Linked DNA regions of Homo sapiens: region 1 is linked to region 2. A link is a loop called in an ENCODE intact Hi-C map of the cell type or tissue named here. Cell type or tissue: K562. All regions are shown on one strand. Each heading gives the region's core, and the rest is flanking DNA. Links, peaks and the distances in the headings are about the cores only.

Region 1 (11,407 bases), core at 5,238-7,737, 310 kb before region 2:
TTGCCTTCCACCATGATTGTAAGGCTTCCCCAGCCATGTGGAACTGTAAGTCCAATTAAACCTCTTTCTTTTGTAAATTGCCCAGTCTTGGGTATGTCTTTATCAGCAGCGTGAAAATGGACTAATACAATGTCAAACAATAAATTATTAAATTAGTTTAAATTAATCTATACATTGCGTATTGAGCTGACAGACATTTTTAAATCCCAGTGTTGATAGTGATGTAACAAAAAGGCACACAATATAAGTGAATGCAGAAAATCTGGTAAAACCTTTATGAACGGCATTTTATCTATAGGTCCGTAAAGCCTATAAAATGTGCATTCCCTTTAATCCAGCAATTCACAGCAATTTTAGGAATTTATCCTAAGGAAATAATCAGATAAAGATGCATCTACAAACATGTTCACACTATTACTGTTTACCATGGTTAAAAATGGAAAATAACAAATATTTGACAATAGGGAATGGCTAGATAAACCTTGGAACATCCATGCAATGATAAGTAGATGAATAATTGTTATAGAAAAATGGCCATAGCACATTGGTAAGTAAAATAATCAGTTACAAAACTATTTCTGGAGCGTTACTCCAAATTTTTGTAAAACAATAAAAAAGAGGAAAAATTGAAGGAATATATGTTGAAATATTGATTTTAGTTATTTCTGGATGGTAGGATTACAGATGCTATTTTCCCCCATTGTTATTATTTTTCCTGTATTTTCTAACTTTTTAAAATAATGAACTTTGTAAAGATAAGATTGTCCTTGGCTGTAAGTAACAAAAATTCAAACAATAGTGGTTCAGCAGCTCAACAATGCCAAGACCAATGTCTGAAATGTTTATGGCTTTTCCTTCATGGCCTTCATGTGGTCATTGTACCCACCAGTTATCACACATTCATTCAAAGAGAGAGGAAAGGAACAGGAAGGACTGTCTCAGGAAAACACAAACGAGAACGCCATCACAGATTTAACATTAACTGGCCAGATTTGTGTCACATGGCCATCCCCAGCTGGAAAGTGGAAGGAGGGATGGGGATGTGTGTGTTAGGAATTGGGGCTGAGTCAGCCACTTTGCAATGTCTGCTATAAAGAGGTATTGCTGGGAGGCTGAGGCAGGAGAATCACTTGAACCCGGGAGGTGGAGGTTGCAGTGAGCCGAGATCGTGCCACTGCACTCCAACTTGGGTGACAGAGTGAGACTTTGTCAAAAAAAAGAAAAAAAAAGGTATTGCTTTGATAATTTTAAAAATTAGAGTTATTAAAATGTTAAAACAAGTTATTTCTTTTTTTCTTTGACTACTTGAATGCTCTCCGTCCTCCAGCCACCCTTCCACCCACTTAGGCTGCAACAGCCAGCAATTTCACATTCACTGAGCCAAGAGAGTGAGGAAGAATGAAGAAACCTGAGAGGAGTCTGCACCCTTTTAGGTGGTAGGAGTGGAGAGAGGGCAGTGTGCCAAAGGACTGGAAATCAGCTTGCTTATTCAGTCAACTTCATCTAGATCTCTCTGGTCTGAGGTTCTGGCAGTGAAAGCTTATCAGCAGAGGGTTTTGCAACTTCAGTACTTCTGGCCCTGCTGTTATTTTTTAGTCTGTGCAGAACTGGCCCTGGTATTTCATTTGGCTGCTTTGGTTTCAGCAGGCCTTCCAAATAAATAATACACCCATGAGACCTACTGAGGGAATGGACTAGATTGTCTGGGTTCAGTTCTTGGCTGTGCAGGTACCTGTTATGGTCCTTGGACCAGTTACTTAAGCTCTCTGTGTTTCTGCTTCCTCAAATGTAAGATGGGAATAATAAATAATACTATATATTTCATAGGGTTGTTATAAAAGATTGGATGAGTCGGTATTTGCCAAGTGCTTAGAATATGCCTATCACATAGTAAGCATTATACAAGTATTTGTTTAAAAAATAAATAAATATGAGAAAGGCAGAAACAGCCATAAGCTCTCTGGGTCCCATTTGTTTGAGGTTACAACTTACTTGGCATAAAGCTGAGGCATCTAAAGCTACAAAGTGGGTCAAATTTTCTTTTGTTCCATGCTGGCTGAACCACGTGGTCCCAGAAGTAGGAAGGAAAGAGAAGGCTTAGGAAGCTAAGAGCCATGAAACACCTGCTGAGTGGCAGGACTTCCTCATGGCTTTCTGTGTAGCAACTCAGTTAAGTCTAATCAGGCAGGTGCTATCACTGCCCTCATTTTACAGATGGGGAAACTGAGGCTCAGAGAGGTGAAGTAACTTGGCCACAGTCACATGCTATGAGTGGTGAAGCTGAGGTTGAACCCCAGCAATGTGTGACTTTCAAGTGTGGATATTCCACATTAAGAATGATATTTACATGGGAGACTTCACTTTACGTGGTTTTAAAAGGTTAAAGTGTACATCAATCTCTAGTTTAAAGATACTGAGGGCGCTTTTATTTAACATGTCCTAGTAGCAAATTTTCCTGTAAAATGTTTAACTTCTCTCTGTTTAGTTTGGCAAGTTTGAATTTTTACATGTTGTGTTTTCTTACAGTATAGTGCATCTCTATTGTTCAAAAAAATAAATTTCAGGCCTGGAACTTAGTTAAATTCTGAGGTTTTGTGGGTTGTCCTTTAAAAAAATTTTTTTTACTTCTTTTCTTCCTTTCTTTCTTTGTTCCTGCCTGCCTCCCTGCCTTACTTTTTCCTTCCTTCCTTCTTTCCTTTCTTTTCTTCTTCCTATTCCTCCTCCTCCCCTCCCTCCCTTCCTTTCTCTCCCTCCCTCCCTCCCTTCTTTCCTTCCTTCCTTGCTTCCTTCCTTCCTTCCTTCCTTCTTTCCTTCCTTGCTTAAGTCAGGAATACATGATCTAAAGATCTCTCTGTGTCCTTCTAAAATAGCTGAAGCTCAAAGCCAGTAATTACTAGCAAAAAAATGACCATTTTTGTTGCCAATTCTGAGCACATTATCTTGAAGCTCAAAGCCTGGCCTAAAACAACTGAAATTATAAATAATTAACATCATGAATATCTCACAGGTCCAAATTCCTCCACGAGTAACCGCAGAATTCCTTTCTGTTCTCTGATCTGTCAATGCTACCTTTGCAAATGCCAGTTCCAAAGACATAGAAGCAAATATTGCTCAATGTTTTTATTAATGACTATGATCATGTTCAAGCAAATTGTGCATGTTCAAGGCACATTCCCTGTTCTCTCTCTTTAAGAAAAAAAATCACTAAGCCCCACCCTACCCCACCCTTAGCTTTGAAAGGTCTGAAGTCAGTGGTGCCTGAGATAGAGCCAAGATAAAACGAATTGAAAACAAAATGAGCTTTTTTTTTTTTTTTGAAACTTTTGTTTCCAGCTTATAGACACTCCCACCTCAAGTTGCAGAATCCTAGGGATCTGACCCAGTGTCACCTTCAGCCCCAATGGGGCCTTTAGGCCTGTCCTATGTAGGCTGAGGCCCCTCCCAGGTCAGTCCCTACCCCCATTGGAGGCGAATTAACTCTTTCAGGGGAAGACTTGTGCTGGCTTCCAACAACCCAATCTTCCTACTCTGGAGGCTAATCTTTTCCCCTTTTATGCTTTTGCCTTCATAATAGTCCTCATTCTTCTTCCAGAGGGTTAGAGGGTGAAAATAGCCAAGAAGCAGTTGCAAGAAGGCTCTGAAGTTCACATCTTGTGGGTAGGGCCGGCAGTAGGCAGGAGAGACCTGGGAGAGAGATTAGGTGAAACATTAGCCACAACCTTTTGGATTCAGTCCAGTGTCTTTCAATTATTTCTTGATGTGCTTTGGGTACTGGGCTTATTTGGCATGAGACAGGCATCCATTAGAAGATTTCACAATGATTTGCCATGTTACAGTTCTAAACATGCGAACTCATCACCAAAGAAAATTTATGTTTTTACCGCCTTTTCCTCCCACCTCTCCCTGGGGAGCTGCAGGAAAAAGCAATCCAAACGAATTAATCAAAATGACTAGGTTATGCTCTAAAAATAATAAACGTTGCCGTAGTCTGGATCTTTTTCAAGTTTGAGCTTATTTTGTGAGCTTGAATATCGATACGTCAAAGCGCATGTGCATGTATATATTTTTATTAGAGGGATGTGGACTATTGCATGAGGACAGGTAAGTTATTAAGATACACAAATGCAATTGCTCTCATAATACTAGACTGCATTTCAACTAAGTTAATTAAGCTACTTGGCCAATGAAGAGGCAAAGGGTAGGTGCCTTAATGATTCCTTAACTTGTCTCATAAGCCAGCCTTGCAAATTAGGATAGGCTACAGAACTTGAGCTCTGAAAACAAAGCAGGACAGAAACTGAGGTGCAGACTTAGAACAATAACAAAAAGGAAAAATGTCTCCTTGAGCTTCCCTTACCTACTGCATAAGACATTGCTAGACAAAAGCAAAAGGACTGGAAAAAGTTGAAAATTTATTCAAAAAAGTTAGTAAATAATAACAGAAAACAAGCAAACAAGAAACTGTTATTATCTTCATATTTTCAAAATATCTTCTAAGAGATCAGCTCCAAAAGAAAGTTTTAATATAAAAAGAAACCTGTAGCTGAATCCCGAGTTTTCAAGGCCTTCTTGTATTGTGAGAAGGCAATTAGATCAACATTAGGGCGAGGCCGAGAGGGAAAAATCTGTATTGGGAAAAAGGAAAGTGGTGATGATCAGGGTAGAGTCTCTTCTTATTTTAAATGATGCAGTTATCTGATTTTTAATTGACCTTTTTCCCTAATGTATACCCCAAATATCCTCAAGCAAGATGTTTAAAAATCCAGATCCAAACCATCCACAGCCCTTGATGATAATTTATCCATGTTAGGCAGGGTGACGAGGCCCCTGTGATTGTCAGAAAAAATTAGGAGCAAGGATTCCCCAGCTTTATTGTGCATGTCCTTTGTCTCTGGATCTGATCCCTGATGTTATTGGGCTGAATCACAAGGTTATTTCCCACCTAAGAAATCTCATCTGGCTTGAGAATGCTCCTTAGATAATTTCAGCGTCTTTATTCTCCAGAGAAGGTTGATTTCAGTGTTACTAACCCCATCCTACTTTAGCCAGCCTCCATTAATCATGGCTGGCAGGAGAGACTAGAGGGTCATGGGTAATTGAATTCCAGCCAACCTTCAAACCTAATTCAAGTCAACCCTTTGACCTCTTTGCTGACCAAATCTGCTGCCAGAGCTAGTAAATAAATATTGCTTTTTAATTAGACGAAGCCTTTTTCGAGAGCCTACTATGTGTTAGCTTTGTGAGAGAGGCAACCATTATCTCACTTCATTCATTCATTCTGTCCACACTTCCATTGGAACCCAGACACAAGGAATTAACAGATAGTGGAGAGGAGTATAAAGGTCAACTTGGGGTCAGCCCAGTGGGAAAATATGTGCTTTGCAGACACCCTGACTTCCTATCTTTGAAAGAAGATAGATCTTTAGCATTGACAGAAAGGCTGAAGTCCTTTCTGCACAGGAAAATGAAATGATAAACATTTTCCCTTCTCTCGTGAAGCCATGTAGGATCTTCCGACTCCAAAGACTTCTATTCAAGTCCTCCTGCCACCATATTTGACATGGAATGTCGGGTAGGTGATTTTACCTTTGTAGGCCTCAGGGCCCTCACCTGTGACATGGAACAGGGTGTGCACCACTAACCTGGCAAGGTCATTGTGATACAATGTGTAGGGAAGCTCCTTGTAAACTGCTAGGCTCCAACCACACAGGAGATTGCTGCCAATGGCTCTTGCACACTCTCTGTTAAAGATGCCACCCAGCAATGAGACCAGTCAAAGACAGGGCTGGGGAACAGACACCTAGACAGAGAGTACACACTCATTTTAAATAATGAAATTTTAGCTGGATTTTCTCATGAAATTTGCTTCTTTTGTTTTGCTTGGTCTCTGGGTCACCACCATGCCTAAGTATACACATGATCTGGATTTTTTCTTTTTTCTTCCTTTTTTTTTTTTGGCCAGAATTCTTTTGTGGCATTTAGAAGTCTCCAGAAAACATGAAACTTACTTTTCCCTTTCAGAGGAGGCCACCTTTTCACCTATTTCTCATCCTCAGACAATTAGAAACCAGCTCACCAAGGACTAGCAGTGTTCCACTATCACCAACCCTCAAATTTCATAATAAAGCTAGCACTGAGTTGCTACAATTAATATTCTCAGCAGCAATGCTTTTGGGGGGAAATGATGAGTCAAGGATGTGCAGAGGTTTGCTTAGGAAAAAACCAAATGTGCTTGAATAATTTACTCTGTCATTTTAATTCCAAAATGATATGAGGCCCCTAAGGCTTAGCAAGCAACCGGAGGACCTGAGCAGCCTGGAGAGGCTGTGTTTAAGTGGTAATGTTAATGGAATTATCCGTTGCTGCTGGAGCACTGTCTGCTGTCGAGAGATAATTACCCAGGCAAAGATGAGGTATCATTGAAGATAAACGCTGAAGCAGGGACCTCAATGTTTATTTTCCATGCTAGGGCGTAATCTCCTCCGTTGTTTAACTTCATTAGCATCCCTGCTAACCCCGGGCCACACAATTTCACTTAAAAGAAAGAAATTAAATAACCCGAACATACATGTAATTGTAAACAAAGTGGCAGAAGATGTGGGTTGGGCTGCTTTTGCTGCTACAGTCAGTGGCAAACAAGCCTTCTCTTTTACCCTATCCTTCTCCCTGTGCAGTGAAAATGAGAGCAATGTTTGTTGAGTGCTCACTGTGGGCCATATCTTGTGTTAAGCATTTTATATATGTTGTCCTATTTAATCTCCACACATAACAATTCCAGGAGATGAGTACTAGCAGAGGAAACTGCGTGTCAGAAATGTTAAGTGACTTGTCCAAGGTCACTAGACTAGTGAGCCATTGAGTGAGGGTTTCAACCCTGGCAGACAGGTCCCAGCTATTCACAGAAAATCACTGGACCACGCATATTCCACATGGAACTTCAGCTTGGTCTTCTTGATTTTACAGCAGAGTCCAGGCGATTTTATCACCACTACAGCTGCCACTGCTAACTTTATTGGAAGGACTGCCAAATCTCCCATCCAGTACTTGAATCCTTGGTCCAGTTCTGTGTTTCTGTTTTATTGAGAAAGAATTTGCATTCAACCCCATGTGGTCAAGACCGAGCTTTTTAACTCATCCCCGAAGGCCTTCGCATTGGCCAAGTTCCCGGCCTTCTTTGGCCAATCTGTAAGCAATCACTGTCTCCTCACCCCAGGCTCTTTCACCCAAAACTTATTATTATGAAAATTACATGCAGAAAACCTGAAAGAATATTTCAGTGCACAGCTGTCTAGCCTCTACCAGATTCAACAATTGTTAACATTTGCCATGTTTAACTTACAAACCAATCTTTCTATTTTTCTTTCTGAACCATTTGAAAGTTGGTTTCAGAAATCATGACACTTCAGCCCTAAAAGCTTCCCCGTGCATCTCTGAAGATTGTAGGACATTTCCTGCATGACCACATTAGCATTATCAGAGCTGAGAAAATTAACAATAATTCCCTTGCTATTATCAATTATCCAATTCATAATCATAGTCATTTCTTAACTGTTCTCCAATTATCTCTTATAGCTGTTTTTTAAAAAAAGAAGTATCCGCATTGTGTTGGTAGTAATGTCTCTTTAATCACTGGTAATCTGGAACATCTCCCCAACACCTTAATTTTTCCCCACCATGTTTAATTTTTAAGGAATCACTAGTTTTTGAACAGTTGAATTGCTTTCTGTTCTGAAGGGTCTCAAGTGGTCTTTAACTCTCAACCAACCCTTAGCAAGATGGTGGCTCCAGAATCTCTACATGGGAAGGGCTTGAGGAGAGATGCAATCTGGTTAAGGAGTCCCGGTGAAGGCCTTTTGCATAAGAAACATATGTTTTAAAAAACTTAGATTGTTGAATTTTTTTTTTTTTGACATGGCTGCTGCCCTAACATAGAGGCAGTCTGTGCTATAGGAGAGGTGATAAATGGCAATTTGTGAATGGTGCAGATTCTGAGCAAATTGCCTAGGTTCAAACATCAGCTTTGCTACTTCCAAGATGTGTGACCTTGAACAAGTTACTTAACCTCTCTGTTACTCAGTTTTATCATTTGCAAGATAGTGATGATAATAATAATAGAATCTAAGTCAAAGAGTTGTGCTGAAGTGAATTAATAAACTCAAAGCAGTGAGAATCCTGCTTGGAACAGAATATTATCTATAAATGGTAACCATTATCATTATTAATATTCTTTCCCTACTTTCTATCAACTTCCTTCTCCAGTTACTTCTTAGAACTGGAGCACCTAACATTTCTGGCTGCCTGCTAGTTTTGCCTATTGCCTTTTTACTTTATGTTCAATTTATTCGGGTTGGCCCAAGGAATTCTTGTTCGCCTTCAACCTCATCTTCATTCCTCTCTCTAATCCCCTGTTGTTGTTATTTCCAATCAAATTATTTTAAAAATATGCATTTGGTTCTAGTTTCTTCTATTATCTTGTATGCCTGGTTTAACTTCTGCCCTTTTTGCACTGAGACATAGATTCATCCTTGGATTTAAGATGCGATTAAATCTGGTGATTCTAATCCAGGAGCACTTCCCTACCGAAGTGACCCATGAAGTTTCTGGTTCCTATTCATTCATTCACTCACTCAGTCAATTATTCAACACACTTCTGAGCCCCCATGAGGAACTGGGCCCTTGGCTGGACACCAGGGATACAGCAGTGAACTAAACATGGTTCTGGCTGTGGAAAAATAACCAACAAATTGCTAAAAGTGAATCTGAACCAGGTAGTTCTGAAAACTCCCTGCACCTCACCACATATGATAATTCTGGGAGAGTGATTGAAGGGGAGGTGAACAGGTTCCTTTCCCCAAAGTATCCTCCACAGTCCTGAAATTTCTCCTAATAAAGTACGGTCATGCACTGCATAATGACATTTTCATCAACAATGGACTGCATGTACCATGGTGGTCCCGGTGGTCCCATAAGATGATAATGAAGCTGAAAATTCCTATTGCCTAGTGACTTTGTAGATGACATAGTGTGGTAGCGTAATCATTTAATTTTTAAAAATATATTTAGTGTAGCCTAAGCATACAGTGTTATAAAGTCTACAGGAGTGAGCAGTAGTGTCTTAAGCCTCACATTCACTCACCATTCGCTCACTGACCCACCCAGAGCAACTTCCAGTCCTGCAAGCTTCATTCATGGTAAGTACCTATACAGGTACACCATTTAAAAAATCTTTTATACCATATTTTGTTGTACTTTTTCTGTGTTTAGATACACAAATACTTAGCATTGTGTTACAATTTCCTACAATATTCAGTACAGTAACATGCTGTCTAGGTTTGTAGCCTAGGAGCAATAGGCTCTATCATATAACCAAGGTGTATAGTAGGCTATGCCATCTAGGTTTATGTAAGTACACTCAATGATGTTTGCATAAAGATGAAAAGGCCTAACAATGTGTTTCTCAGAATGTATCCCCATCATTAAGAGACGCATGACTATACTACTAAATAATAGTAGCTCGGGTCACTTCTTGTTTTCCTCACAAGTCCTTTAAACATTTCTAGGCCAGGCACGGTGGCTCAATGCCTGTAATCCCTGCACTTTGGGAGGCCGAGGCAGGTAGATAACCTGAGGTCAGGAGTCTGAGACCAGCCTGTCCAACATGGTGAAACCCTTGCCTCTACTAAAAAAAAAAAAAAAAAAAAAAGAGATTAGTCAGGTGTGGTGGGGGGTGCCTGTAGTTCCAGCTACTCGGGAGGCTGAGGCAGGCGAATCGCTTGAACCTGGAAGGAGGAGGTTGCAGTGAGCCAAGATCGCACCACTATACTCCAACATGGGCAACAGAGTGAGACTCCATCTCAAAACAAAAACAAAAACAAAAATAAAACAACAACAACAAAAAATGTCTAGAATCATTCTAGAATCATTTAAAACTTTAGCAATGACTGCTTATTTTCACAAAAGTATGTGTATCGTATTAGAATAACCATTACTTGGCACAATTTTCTCATCTGAAGAATGGGTATTATAATAGTACTCACCTTATAGGGTGTTAAAAGATTAAACGTGTTAATATTAGTAAAATGCTTAAAACAGAGCATGGATTTGTGTTTGGTAAATAAATAAAAATAAGTTTGTTGAGAGATCATGATGGAATCAAAAGAGAATAAGACTCGGAGAAGATGAGCTTTGAGAGGGGTAAAGGGAGGAAGGTAGAAGCTTGGGCTTCACTCAACTGCCAAATGAGTTAGGAATCATTTGAAGAAATTCTGGAGAGGTCAGAGGGAAAGTAAAGATTAACTGACTACTTTATAGTTTTTAAAAAATGACCGTCTTTATTTTCTTTATTCTGAGTTCTGGACTCTATAATCAGCCAATTCCAGAACAAGCATGCCGTCATGTTGTGCATATTGGGAAAGAAACTTGTTGGGAGACAATTTTCTGTGAGTTTCTCTAGTTTCTACACATCTCGTAAGCAGAGACACTGAGTATCTTTGCTCTGAAATATCTTTTTGAGAATGTTTGTATAGTGAACAGCCTTGGAAGATGGAGATAGTCCCTCTCTCTCCAGGCAAAGGGCAGAATTTTTACTGCTATTACAAAAGATTCAGGTTCCCTAAGTTCAGGTTCCTCTTCTGTAACAAAACTCCCTGTGTGAATGGTGTCACCTGGCCCTTTTCTCTTCACCCTGTGAGAATTGGGTATCAAGAAGCTAACAAATGTTGATAGTGTGGCTTCTACTATTGGTGTAAGTACTAAGGGAGATTTCACAATCATATAAAGGAATTACTATAGTCTTCCCCATCCCTTCTTTCTCTTCCTCACTCAGTTAGGCTATTACCTATAAATAGTAACTTTTTCCTCTCTTCTTAATCTCCTCCTTACCCTCACCTTACCCCAGTTCCTGCATAATTTCAGCCCCATGCCCCATTTCAACAAGAACACAGACTGTACATTTGACCTCCCAACAAATGGGCCCATTTGTGATCCTGGACTGGGAAAAGGAACGTCACAAGGGAGTCCCTCCTTTTTGGCTTTTTCTCTCCCTTTCTGGCTTTCCAAAGTATTCCTATTTAGTGACTTCCAAATGGGTATGGACTTAGAAGGTCTCCATTTGCTGCCCTTTTACTATCTTCTTTTTTTTGCCCTAATCCTTCTCTCTGTTGTCTTTGATCTTTTCTAAGCCTTCCCGAGGCCTTTTTCATGAATGGGGAGTGTATCCCAGCACCTGGCCCAGACTCTGGCTCATGGCAGATACCCAGTCACTCTAAATTCCCAAACTCTTATGCTCTACCCTTCTCGTTTTCTGGACCATCCTAACCTTTCTCTCCTACACTGTCTGCATCTCTTTTCACTCTTAAAGCACTTCAAGGAAGAATCTAGAAGATAAAAATAAAAGCAAAAACTGAAA
Region 2 (11,407 bases), core at 5,408-7,907:
TAGAATGAAACATGTGACCAAGGGAAAAAAAACAAAAAGAGAAAGGAGGAGGAAAGGTCCCAGAGGCATGTACAGGTGACTGTCAAAGGCATCAAGAAAACCGTGATGGGGGTTCTGCTTGCACAGCTGTCCTGAAGTGAGACTCTGTGACCTGGCCGATGACAAGAGATAAACTACTATAGGCTCCAGTTATAAACTTTGCTGTCCTCCACCCTCCCTCCTCTCATGCATCTGTGACTAAAATATCTAACCCCACCCATCCCATTACACAATGCTTATCTGGACGTGATCTGAGTTCAGAATCCATTAAAGGAAGCCCATGACTTAAAAATTAGGAAATACTTTTGTGCTTTGCGGAGGAGAGGGGATGGGGAAGTCCTCAAGATGAAACAAAAAGTTTAAAATAGTGAACCAATTCTTCTCCCAACCCAACACAATGTTCGCTGAGTTATATGTGGAAATGTGACCTTTCCACCTGGAAAACCCCAGCCTCACTGCTTTCCTTTGAAGGGCCCATATCCTGAAAGAAATCAACTTGGGAAGTAGCATACTTTTTAGGTATCCATGACTCTTAGGCAAGTGGGGAACTCGGGTTTGTGTTAAGTTTCAGGCTTCAATGTTCTCATGTAGTAGAAAATGAAAACAGACGACATGATCATCAAGATCTCTTGAAAGTCAGTACACTGACATAAATTTACAATCCCAATAGATTTCAAACACTTTAATCCATTTTATGACTTAAAGTGGACAAGTTCAAATGCTCCTTGAAAACTGTTTTTGTGGTAAGCAAATTTCTTAAACATTACCACAATTTACTTGGACTAAAAACATCATTAAAGAGGTAATATTTCCTTTCAAAAGTCTCTACTGACTGTGGCCAGGCGCGGTGGCTCACGCCTGTAATCCCAGCACTTTGGGAGACCAAGGCAGGCGGATGACGAGGTCAGGAGTTCAAGACTAGTCTGGACAACATGGCAAAACCCTGTCTCTACTAAAAATACAAAAATTAGCCAAGTATGGTGGCGCGTGCCTGCAATCCCAGCTACTCGGGAGGCTGAGGCAGGAGAATCATTTGAACCCGGAGGCAGAGGTTGCAGCGAGCCAAGATTGGGCCACTGCACTCCAGCCTGGGTGACAGAGCAAGAATTTGTCTCAAAAAAAAAAAAAAAGAGAGAGAGACTAAGAAAGTCTCTACTGACCATAACTGAATATGGCAAATCCCAGCACACACAGCTTCCATGTGGCATCATTAAGAATCAAGAGTTGTTACATGGGACCAAATATTCAACCCCAAGACAGAAACAGGGGAGGCAGGAGAAGTCGGCTGCTTTGATTAAATGAAGTAATTCAGTAAAAAATTTGCATATTTACCACTCTGAAGGAGAGATACTTTTCTAAACATCCAGGCCCAACATAGAAAATCGAGTGCTGCACACTCAGCTTAAAAGTTGTGCCTTAAATTCTGAGGGCCAGCACAGGGGAAATCGATCCTTCCAAGCCTGGTCATTGTGTGCTCAGATGGCCACGTTTCACCTCACTGCACTCGTCGCTTTCTGGGACATCGTGAAAACTGCATGTTGTTTAACCTTGTGTTGGGATGATTGTAAAGAGTGAAGCATCTATGACTAACTTCTTTACAATGATTCCCAGTCTTTGGTCTCTCCCCATCATGAGTTTTGAAAAGAACCTTCCCCTAAAGCCCCCAATGCCTGCTTTTCAGTATGGTTGGTTAGAGGTTTTTGCTGTCCCTCAATTCAGAGCCAGAGCTGCCCAGTGAGGTGTGCACCTGGGATGGGGCAGGAGCATCAAGCTGCTATCTCAGGAACCAGGTTTCCTCTGGCAGTGACTTCAGGATTTTACATGTACTTTGCCAAAAAGCTGAAGCAATTGTGCAAACTACCAGCAGCACACTATCCAAGAGGTTGAGAGAGATCCTTGGCAATGTGACCATCCTCCCTCTGCCACAGTCTCTGGTCATCCAAGAACATCCTTTTGGTTGTCTTAAAAGTCCACTGACATTAAAAATGAAGGCAGCCAAGGTGGATTTCAAGAATGGCTGCCATTCATGGAGGAGGCTCTTTTTACTTCCTTCAGCCCTTCTTCCTTCCTTCAGACCCCTATTAGGAATGGACCGGCTGCCTTCTCCTTACGTAACAAGCTCCTGTGGAGTGAGTGCTTCCTCACTGACTGCCCCAACACTCTTAACTACAAGGTGGGGCTATCATTATGCCGGCATTACACCGAAGAAACCAAGGCACAAATGGGACACACAGCTGCTTTTGGTCAAAAATGGAAGGGCCATGATTTAAGTTCAGGCCAGTCTGATTTAATAATCCATACTCAACAGTAGAAAATCAAATAACTCAATTAAAAAATGGGCAAAGGACTTGAGACTTGAAAAGACATTTCCCCAAATATGAAACATAAATGGCCGACCAGGACATGAAATGATGCCCAACCACATTAACTATGAAGGAAATCAAAACCACAATGAGATATTACCTCACGCTCACTAGGATGGCCATTATTTTATAATAAAAACTTACATATTTACCACTCCAAAGGAGGGATACTGTTCTAAACATCCAGGCCCAACACAGAAAATCAAGTGTAATCCAGAAGATTGATCCAGAAAATCTGCAATCCAGAAGATTACAAGTGTGGGTGAGGGTGTAGAGGAACTGGAGCCCTTGGGCACTGTTGGTGGGAATGTAAAATGGTACAGCAGCTGCAGAAAACAGTATGAGGGTTACTCACAGAACTACACTATGATCGATCCAGCAAACCCACTTCTGGGTACATATCCGAAAGAACTGAAAGCAGGATCTTGAAGAGACATTTGCACACCCATGTTCATAGCTGCAGTCTTCACAATAGCCAAAAGGTGGAAGGTGGAAGCAGATGAATGTCAACAGATGAATGAAGAAAATGTTAAATATACATACAACAGAATATAACTCAAAAAAAAGGCGGAAAAAAAAGAGAGAAATCCTGTCATATGCTACAACGTGAATGAACCTTGAGGACATTATGCTAAGCGAAATAAACCAGAAATAAGAAGACAAATACCATATGACTCTACTTAAATGAGTTATCTACAGTAGTCAAACTCAGAGAAACAGAAAGTAGAATGGTGGTTGCCAGGGGCTGGGAGAGGGGGAATAGGAGTTGTTTATTGGGCATAGAGTTTCAGTTTAACAAGATGAAAAATTCTGCAGATCCATTGCACAACAATGTGAATATACTTAACACTACTGAACTTTATACTTAAATATGGTTTAGATGGTAGTATTATGTTTATGTTTTTTACCACAATAAAAAATTTTTTTTAAATCTATACTCTTAACTGTGACACTACACTGACTCTCCAGCCAATCAGGCCTTTCTGAAATTTACATGACCCTTTTTCCTCTCAAATGGCTAAAAAGCCATTCACAGAAATATACATTATGATGGGAGTTATTAACCAGCACTGAGTTTCATTTTATTTTGCCTCATGACATACCAAGAAAACAAAAGGCCACAGGCCAAAATGAGGCAACAGAGAAAAGCTCACGGGGTCCACATTTAAAACTCTGGCCTCTCAGAAAATGTGGGTGGGCAGGAAAGTCATGATGTAAACGAAGCTCTGCGATTCCAAGGATATCCTCCCAAAGGTCACACCAATTCAAAACATGAAATCAGAACATTCCCAAACCCTGCCTCTCTGTCATACAGACGTGTGTCTCTCTCTCTCTCTAGGTGTACATAGTTTTCTGAGGGCTTGCACTTGTGCCTAATTTAGGCCCCAGCTCTCATTCATTATGCAATACTGCCTCTGATGAAACAAGACAGTTACTGCTAGCCCTATCTCACAAAGGAAGGAACAGGGGTGGGTAGCAGGCCCAAAGTCCCAGGGGAGGGAGACTGCTGTGGCACCAGCAGCCCAGACCCGCCCAACCCCAGGGCTCCTAACCAGGCTGCTCTGCAGTCGGCCAACACCAGGTGCTGACCCTAGACACTATTCCTAAATACAGTGCAAATCATGGCTCCTGGGGGTATGGTCTTTGAGCCTCAGTCTTCTCATCTGTAAAACGGAGCATTGGATTAAGAATCCCTTTTCTAACATAAAAGGCTCCAAATAATCTATCAATAATACCAAGTAGAATTTATTGAGCTCCACAGACTCAGGGTATTATGAGAGATTTAAGCAAACAGAAGAACTTTTCACCCTGCCATCTGAGAACCTACAGTGTGCCAAGGACTACAGAGACAGAACCACACCACTTCAGGAAGAGTAAAGCAGCAACGGCATGAGGCAGGAACCATTTCTGCCCTACAGTGGGTAACACAATGACAGATCACAATCAAAGTAGCTGTGGCAGTGGGCTGGAGTTTACATAAATATGGGGTGACCTAAGGCTAACTTACCTATTACAACTTCAAAAAACAGGTTTTAATTGTATAGGATGAGTAATGGGAGAAGATAACTTTGATGTCTTTTAAACCATCAAATATCGAAAAAGAGATATAAAAATGATGGGCTTTTAAATTTTTTATTAAATCCATTCCCAAACTATTCCTGAAACTATAAATATAACAAACTGAAATTTTACTTCTGCTAGATCTAGAGAAATGTAGACTCTCAACAAGCATTAGGCAACACAGTGCTTTTGGACACTTGGGGGCTCTTTCCCAGGGGTGGGTGGGGAGCAGGCAGGAAGTGACCATGGATGGCAAGGCTTCAGAGGCACCTGCAGCTGCAGCTGCCACAGTAAGAGCAGGGACAGGAGGGCCAAGAACAAAAGAAACCCTTCAGACAATGACCACTGTATCTGTACCTTTGGGGGCTTGATTTCTGCAAATCAAGGGTTCCATGTTCTCAGCTCAAATCACTGGTCATGCCAAGTTGAATAACTCCATAGAAGAAAAGGGGAAAAATCCCCAAACAATCATTTGCAGTTCCAGCCCACAAGAGAGAAGCAATTTTAAAACTGAGTCCATTTCCAACAAATCTGAATACTGGTTAGCATCATGATTCACAATGGAAGTATGTCTCCATCTTAAACTTCTATGAGAAGATGAGGTTTTCTAGAAAGACTAAATGTACTTCAAATGTTTCTCCCTTAATTAGAAATTAGTTTTTTCTACCAAAAAAGTCACTACAATACAAAATTGAAACAAAAGGCAAAAATATCACCTATCACCACATCTTCTTGCCACTTCTGTAGAATATCAATGCTCTCTTTGTATTCTTTCTCCATGTGTATGTTTTTTTTACATACTATAATCTCAGTAGATACAATAATTTTTATAGAAAAAATGCCCACATTTGGTAAATATTCCAAAATCATATACCCCTTTATACAAAAGAAACCAAGCACCATCTATGACCCAAACTCTGCACCAGGCCACTGTCCTCACCAAGCTTAAACTAGGATTTAGATATGAATCCCAAGTGTTTTCCATGGCTTGGCAAGATGTGGGCGATGCAGGAGCGTGTGAGGCCTCCCCATGGCCGGGTCATGCCGAAGGTCCACGTGGGAACCTGGCAACAGCTCTTCAGTCTCTCCTCTTCCAGCGACACCTGGACCATCTTTGGTTGTGTAGTCAGCCACATGACAACTATTTTGCTTTAAGAATCCCAAATTCTTATTACAGGATAAATATATTAATCAAATGTTGATCCTAGCAGAGGGATCTTTGACAGAAAGTTAGCCAGCTATCTGAGCACTTTAGTAATAAGAAATTCATGCCACTCACTCATGTACAATTTCACCTACTTTTAGATAACCACTAACTGTTACAAAGCTAGGGATTCTCATTACTTTCATTGTCCTGATTCTGCCTTCGGTTGACAAGCAATATAATTACCAAGAACACACCAACTTATGGTGGCTGGAGGCTATGCCCTCCCCCTCCAGCTCTGACCCTGCTCCACACCTCCCACAGCCCAGATAATGGCCTAGGACAGGGGTGGCCAATCTTTTGGCTTCCCTGAGCCACAGCAGAAGAAGAATTGTCTTGGGCCACACATAAAATACACTAACAATAGCTGATGAGCTGTAAAAAAACAAAACAAAACAAAACAAAAAACAGAAAAAATGAAAGAAAGCAGGCCGCGGGTTGGACAAGCTTGGCCCAGGGGTTCCCTGATACCACGGTGCCTCCATACTTCCCCCACCTCTCCCTGGGTAAGTGACCCTGAGCTGGGCCAATCATTTCTCCCTCTCGAAACCTGGAAGAAAACACAGATTGGCAGCCAGCTACGTGGGTGCCCCTGAGGCTAACAGGTCATACAGATCTGGGGGTTGGCATGACTGCATATAGTAACAAGCAAGCTGGGTGAGCTGGTGTGCAGAATAAAGAGACCGAGAGGAAAAAAAAATTACATGGCCTCAAAGAGAGATCCAGAGAGACAGCCTTGGTTCCTGACAACTTCCTAGTTCCCAGCCTTTACCCTTATCTTGCTGTTTAAAAGCCTCCTTTTGATTAAGCTAGTTTGAGTCATTTTTTTGTTTCTTGCAACTAAGCAATCATTGGCTGAGACAGGCTCACATGCATCTGCTTCCTGAGCGTTCCCAGAGCACCGCCTACAGGTAGGGGGCTAAGAAGCTGAAAACAACTTCCTCTCACAAGGAGCTGAAACCTGATTAAACAGGCGAGAAGGGAACATAATCAGGGAAAACAAACAGGTTGGTGATACTCAATCAGTTATGGCTTAATGGAAAGGGGAGTGAGATGAACAATCAAGATTCCAGTCCATTCTACCACTGACTGTATGACCTTGCCTGTATGACCTTGAGTGGACCCCTTTCCCCTAAAGCCTCTATTTCTTCTTCTGCAAAACAAGGAACCTGGATACATGACAGTCCCCACTTGCTTTTAGGATTCCTTGAAAGCACTGGGCTCAATAGCTTTTACATATCCAGTAACACTAGTTTTAGGAGCAGTGTGGGTTGTAGAAAATCTTGACTGCCTGAAGTTTACTTCTTTAGTCAGGAGACAGTACAACACAAGCACCACCCTGAAGGCTGATGGTGCCACATTTGTGGTTCTGAGTGACGGAGCTGGGGGGACTGGAGATCTCAGAGTTCACCACCTTGAGCAGCATGTCCAAGAGAACTTTCTGGGATAAGGGAATGTTCTAGAGCTCTGCTCTCAATATGGTAGCCACTCTCACAATATTGCTGAATGTTCTTGAGCTCTGCTTACAATACGGTAGCCACATGTGGCTCTTGAAATGAGGCTAATGTGAGGGGCTACATTTTTATTACATTTAAGTATAATTAGTTTGTATTTAATTTTAAATAGTGATATGTGGCTGTTGGTTACTGTACAGGATAGCACAGATGCGAGGTTGAGATAAATAACCCGAAGACACAGTAAGACGCTCTCCATCGGGGCATACACAAAGCCATAAAACATCAGGCACAGAGAGGCTGACTACGCCTGAGGGGTAAAGAGAAGAAATGGTGACATCCAAGTGGCCTGAGAGGATGAGGAGAAGTCTGTCGCTGTTAATGCACTGTGGGTTTGGTGAGGAGGGGAGAAAACGAGCAGGAGTGTCCTGGGCAAAAGGAAATGATCTATGCAAAGTCATGGCTGCCTGAAGAAACAAAAGCTACCAGGGAATGCTAGAACATTCCACACAGGCAGAATCACTACCTTCCTGCCTCTGGTGGCTGCACGTGACCAGCCAGGTAACTCGGTTTCAGATAATGAGACACAAATGGAAGTACACTAGGGATTTCCGCGACAGTTTTGCTCTCCAGATATAGAGGGGTCACCCTTTCCTCCTTGATATCTCCTGTTTTGTTCTGCTTGGAACTGGAGGGGAAGCCAAAGGCGAAGGAATCCAAGCAGAGGAAGCAGAAGAACAGAAGCAGCCAAGCTCGAGGGTGTCACCACTGAGCCCCAGGGCCAGCTCTGCTCTCTCATCATCCAGACCTCTCGTCAGGCGAGAACAATCCCTCACTGGTACATCCGCGTATTGGCAGGCAGACACAATCTCTAAATGATGTGAATTTTGGTACCTGGAGGTGAAAGCCTGGAAAATGTGAAAACGGCAGGACAGAGAAACCTGGGCCATGGGAGGTAAGGAGGGCCATACCTGCCACCCACAAGTGAATGGAAACTCGGTGACTTTTCGTACTACAAGAACATCTGGTCTAACTGTATGCAGCCTGCTGTACACTGGGACCTGCACCAGGGGCTGAGCCTTCGGTGTTAGGGAAACAGAAGAAAACTATCAGAATGTGGTCCATATGGGTTTCTCTGACGGAGAATGAAGAACTGAAACTTCTCTGGCAAGCAGTGCCAGGCAGAAACACCACTTTGTCCGGAAAGGTATCCCCACTGACGGCCTCCAATCTACAACCTGCAATCTGAATCCTTGCCAGGCTGAAGAAACCAACAGCTTCTGTTTTGTCTCCCAACCCTCCCATACTGCCTTGTCTGCAAGAGAAAGGCTGGTACCAGTAAGAAGAAGGAAAGCCGTCCCCTGGCAACTGTTTGAGGAAGATGCTGCTGCAAAATAAAATCCTAAAAACCACACCAGCTGTGTACATCCATAACTTATCACCAGAACTGCTGTTCATCGAACATTCTCCAGCAAAAACACCTGAACAGGAAACAAACCATAATAACTTCAACTTTCTGTGAAAAACCCATCATTCTTTCAAGTATAAAATTCATAGTTTGGTACTAGAAATCATTTTCAGAATTATATAAGACCATAATTACCACGTTCCTACTTTGGTAAATAATGTTTAAAATCTTGGCCGGGAGCGTGGCTCACACCTGTAATCCCAGCACTTTGGGAGGCCGAGGCGGGCAGATCACAAAGTCAAGAGATAGAGACCATCCTGGTTAACATGGTGAAACCCCATCTTTACTAAAAATACAAAAATTAGCTGGGCGTGGTGGTGCGCACCTGTAATCCCAGCTACTCGGGAGGCTGAGGCAGGAGAATCGCTTGAACCCAGGAGGCGGAGGTTGCAGTGAGCCAAGATTGCACCACTGCACTCCAGCCCGGCGACAGAGCGAGACTCCATCGGGGTAAAAGAAAAAAAAAATCTTGTTAGTACTCATGCTGCAAATATTTTCATTTATATAGAAGTGATATAACAAATTCACTTGGAAAAAGTTCATTTAGAAGCAGTTTAATGCATCCTTTGGCTTTATCTCAGGATCTCACAAAGCGGAGAGCTCCCTGAATGTGCCATCACTGTAACCCCAGAGCCCCCAGCTCCCCTCCAGGGGGGGCATGCATAGCTTTGCCACCTCCAGGAGATGTCTGCTCTTTCATTCAAATACATGGAGGCCTGGCGCAGTGGCACAACCTGTAATCCCAGCATGTTGGGAGTCTGAAGCAAGAGGATTGCTTTAATTCAAGAGTTCAAGACCAGCCTGGGCAACATGGTGAGACCCTGTCTCTACAAAAACTGTAAACATTTAGCAGGGCGTGGTGATGCGCACCTGTGGTCCCAGGCACTTAGGAGGCTGAGGCAGGGGACTGCTTGAGCCCAAGAGGTCGAGGCTGCAGTGAGCTATGATTGTGCTACTTACTGTACTCCAGCCTGGGTGACAGAGCAAGACCCTGTCACAAACAAACAAATAAATAAATATAAATAACATAAACCACTCAACTAGGAAGCCTCTAATTTTGCTAAAAAAAAAAAAAAAAAGTTGCTAATAATGCCCCAAATGTATGCTTTATTAGCAAGAGTTAACATTTAATTCTAGAGTACTTCCAACATAAGATACATTCCTTCACACTAACACAGCCCATTACTGTACAAGCACTAATTTAAGTGAGCAAACCTATCAAAACTCTTGATAATTTACTCGTAAAACTGTCAACGGTTCATTACTGTGATTAAGAGACTAGATTTAGAGCTAAATAGATTGATACGAATCCTGGCTATGTGAACCAAGAGCTGCAGGAGACATAACTGTGTCACTCAATCTTTCTGTCCTCATCTCTTAAAAGATGGGCAGTAAGTCCAGTTGTGGTGACCCACGCCTATAATCCCAGCACTTTGGGAGGCCGAGGTGGGCGGATCACCTGAGGTCAGGAGTTCGAGACCAGCCTGCCCAACATGGCGAAACCCTGTCTCTACTAAAAAAGATACAAAAAATTAGCTGGGTCTGGTGGCAGGCGCCTGTAATCCCAGCTACTAAGGAGGGTGAAGCATGAGAATAGCTTGAACCTGGGAGGTAGAGGTTGCAGTGAGCCAAGATCGTGCCACTGCACTCCAGCCTGGGGGATAGAGCAAGACTCTGTCTCAAAAAAAAAAAAAAAAAAAGGCGGTAATACCTATGGGGATCATCTAATTGTGTAAAAGTGAAAAACACAAAATGCTTAATACATGATAAAGATAATTACAATGGCTATTATTAATATCTGATGCGCTTCATTGCAAAGAAAATAGGCTTTGTTGCCTGTTTCATCCCCTGCCATAGAACTCATTTCTAATTTTCAATGTGCTGTTTATTAATCACTCAGGACTTTTTTGGAATTTTTATCAGAATAGGAGGTCCCCATGCTTATCAGCTGCTGCGGCTTGAGGGCTCCACCCAAGATAATTCATCTCCAGCATCAGACATTTGGGGGCGTAACCCAGTAACTGGTGGTTCTACAAGTCCTCCAGGGGATTCTGGGGCACAGTTTGCAAACAGCTGACAGAAATGTAGCTACGGGCTGGGTGGGTGCAGTGGCTCACACCTATAATCCCAGCACTTGGGGAGGCCAAGGCGGATTGGCCTCTTGAGGCCACTTGAGGTCAGGAGTTCGAGACCAGCCTGGTCAACATGGAAAAACTCCGTCTCTATTAAAAAATAAAAATAAAAAAATTAGCCAGGTGTGGTGGCAGTTGCCTGTAATCCCAGCTACTCCGGAGGCTGAGGCAGGAGAATCACTTGAACTCAGGAGGCGGAGGTTGCAGTGAGCAGAGATGGTGCCCCTGCACTCCAGCCTGGGTGACAGAGCAAGACTCCATCTCAAAGAAAAAAAAAAAAGAAATGTAGGCTGGGCATGGTGGCTCACGCCTGTAATCCCAGCACTTTTTGGGAGGCCGAGGCAGGTGAATCGCGAGGTCGGGAGATGAAGACCATCCTGGTCAACGTGGTGAAACCCCGTCTCTACTAAAAACACAAAAAATTAGCCGGGCATGGCAGCGCACGCCTGTAGTCCCAGCTACTTGGGAGGCTGAGGCAGGAGAATTCCTTGAACCTGGGAGGTGGAGGTGGCAGTGAGCGGAGATCGCACCACTGCACTCCAGCCTGGGCGACAGAGCAAGATTGTCTCAAAAAAAAAAAAAAAAAGAAATGTAGCTCTGTGTGAATGCTACCAACCTGTGGCCCTCTGGCTGCCTCCCAGCTGCAGGGTCCCTGATGGAGGCACCATGGAGACTTGGCTTCCCCC

What was found. Peaks named below come from ENCODE experiments on the same cell type or tissue, not always from the same donor. Only the 100,000 strongest peaks of a DNase experiment are listed, where the experiment ranks them.
Region 1: a loop joins it to region 2, with 4 times the contacts of the local background. A loop is called at or near these places in 1 of 110 quality-filtered maps.

Annotation. Positions count from the first base shown.
Region 1 is chr4:38,377,654-38,389,060 of GRCh38, reverse strand. It overlaps LINC02513 (long intergenic non-protein coding RNA 2513), which reads right to left. Exons shown (of 2, transcript NR_149123.1): 2 at 3,302-3,684. Among named protein-coding and RNA genes, the nearest start is that of LINC02513, 16 kb to the right of the region's middle. RefSeq lists an enhancer at 3,279-3,573. In K562, for the core only: no CTCF peak of the experiment used is centred there; DNase peaks (open chromatin) are centred at 5,360 and 6,390.
Region 2 is chr4:38,064,527-38,075,933 of GRCh38, reverse strand. All of the region lies in intron 14 of TBC1D1 (TBC1 domain family member 1), which reads right to left. Among named protein-coding and RNA genes, the nearest start is that of PTTG2, 110 kb to the right of the region's middle. RefSeq lists enhancers at 6,242-6,381, 7,445-7,944, 7,945-8,446. In K562, for the core only: a CTCF peak has its summit at 6,564; a DNase peak (open chromatin) is centred at 6,543.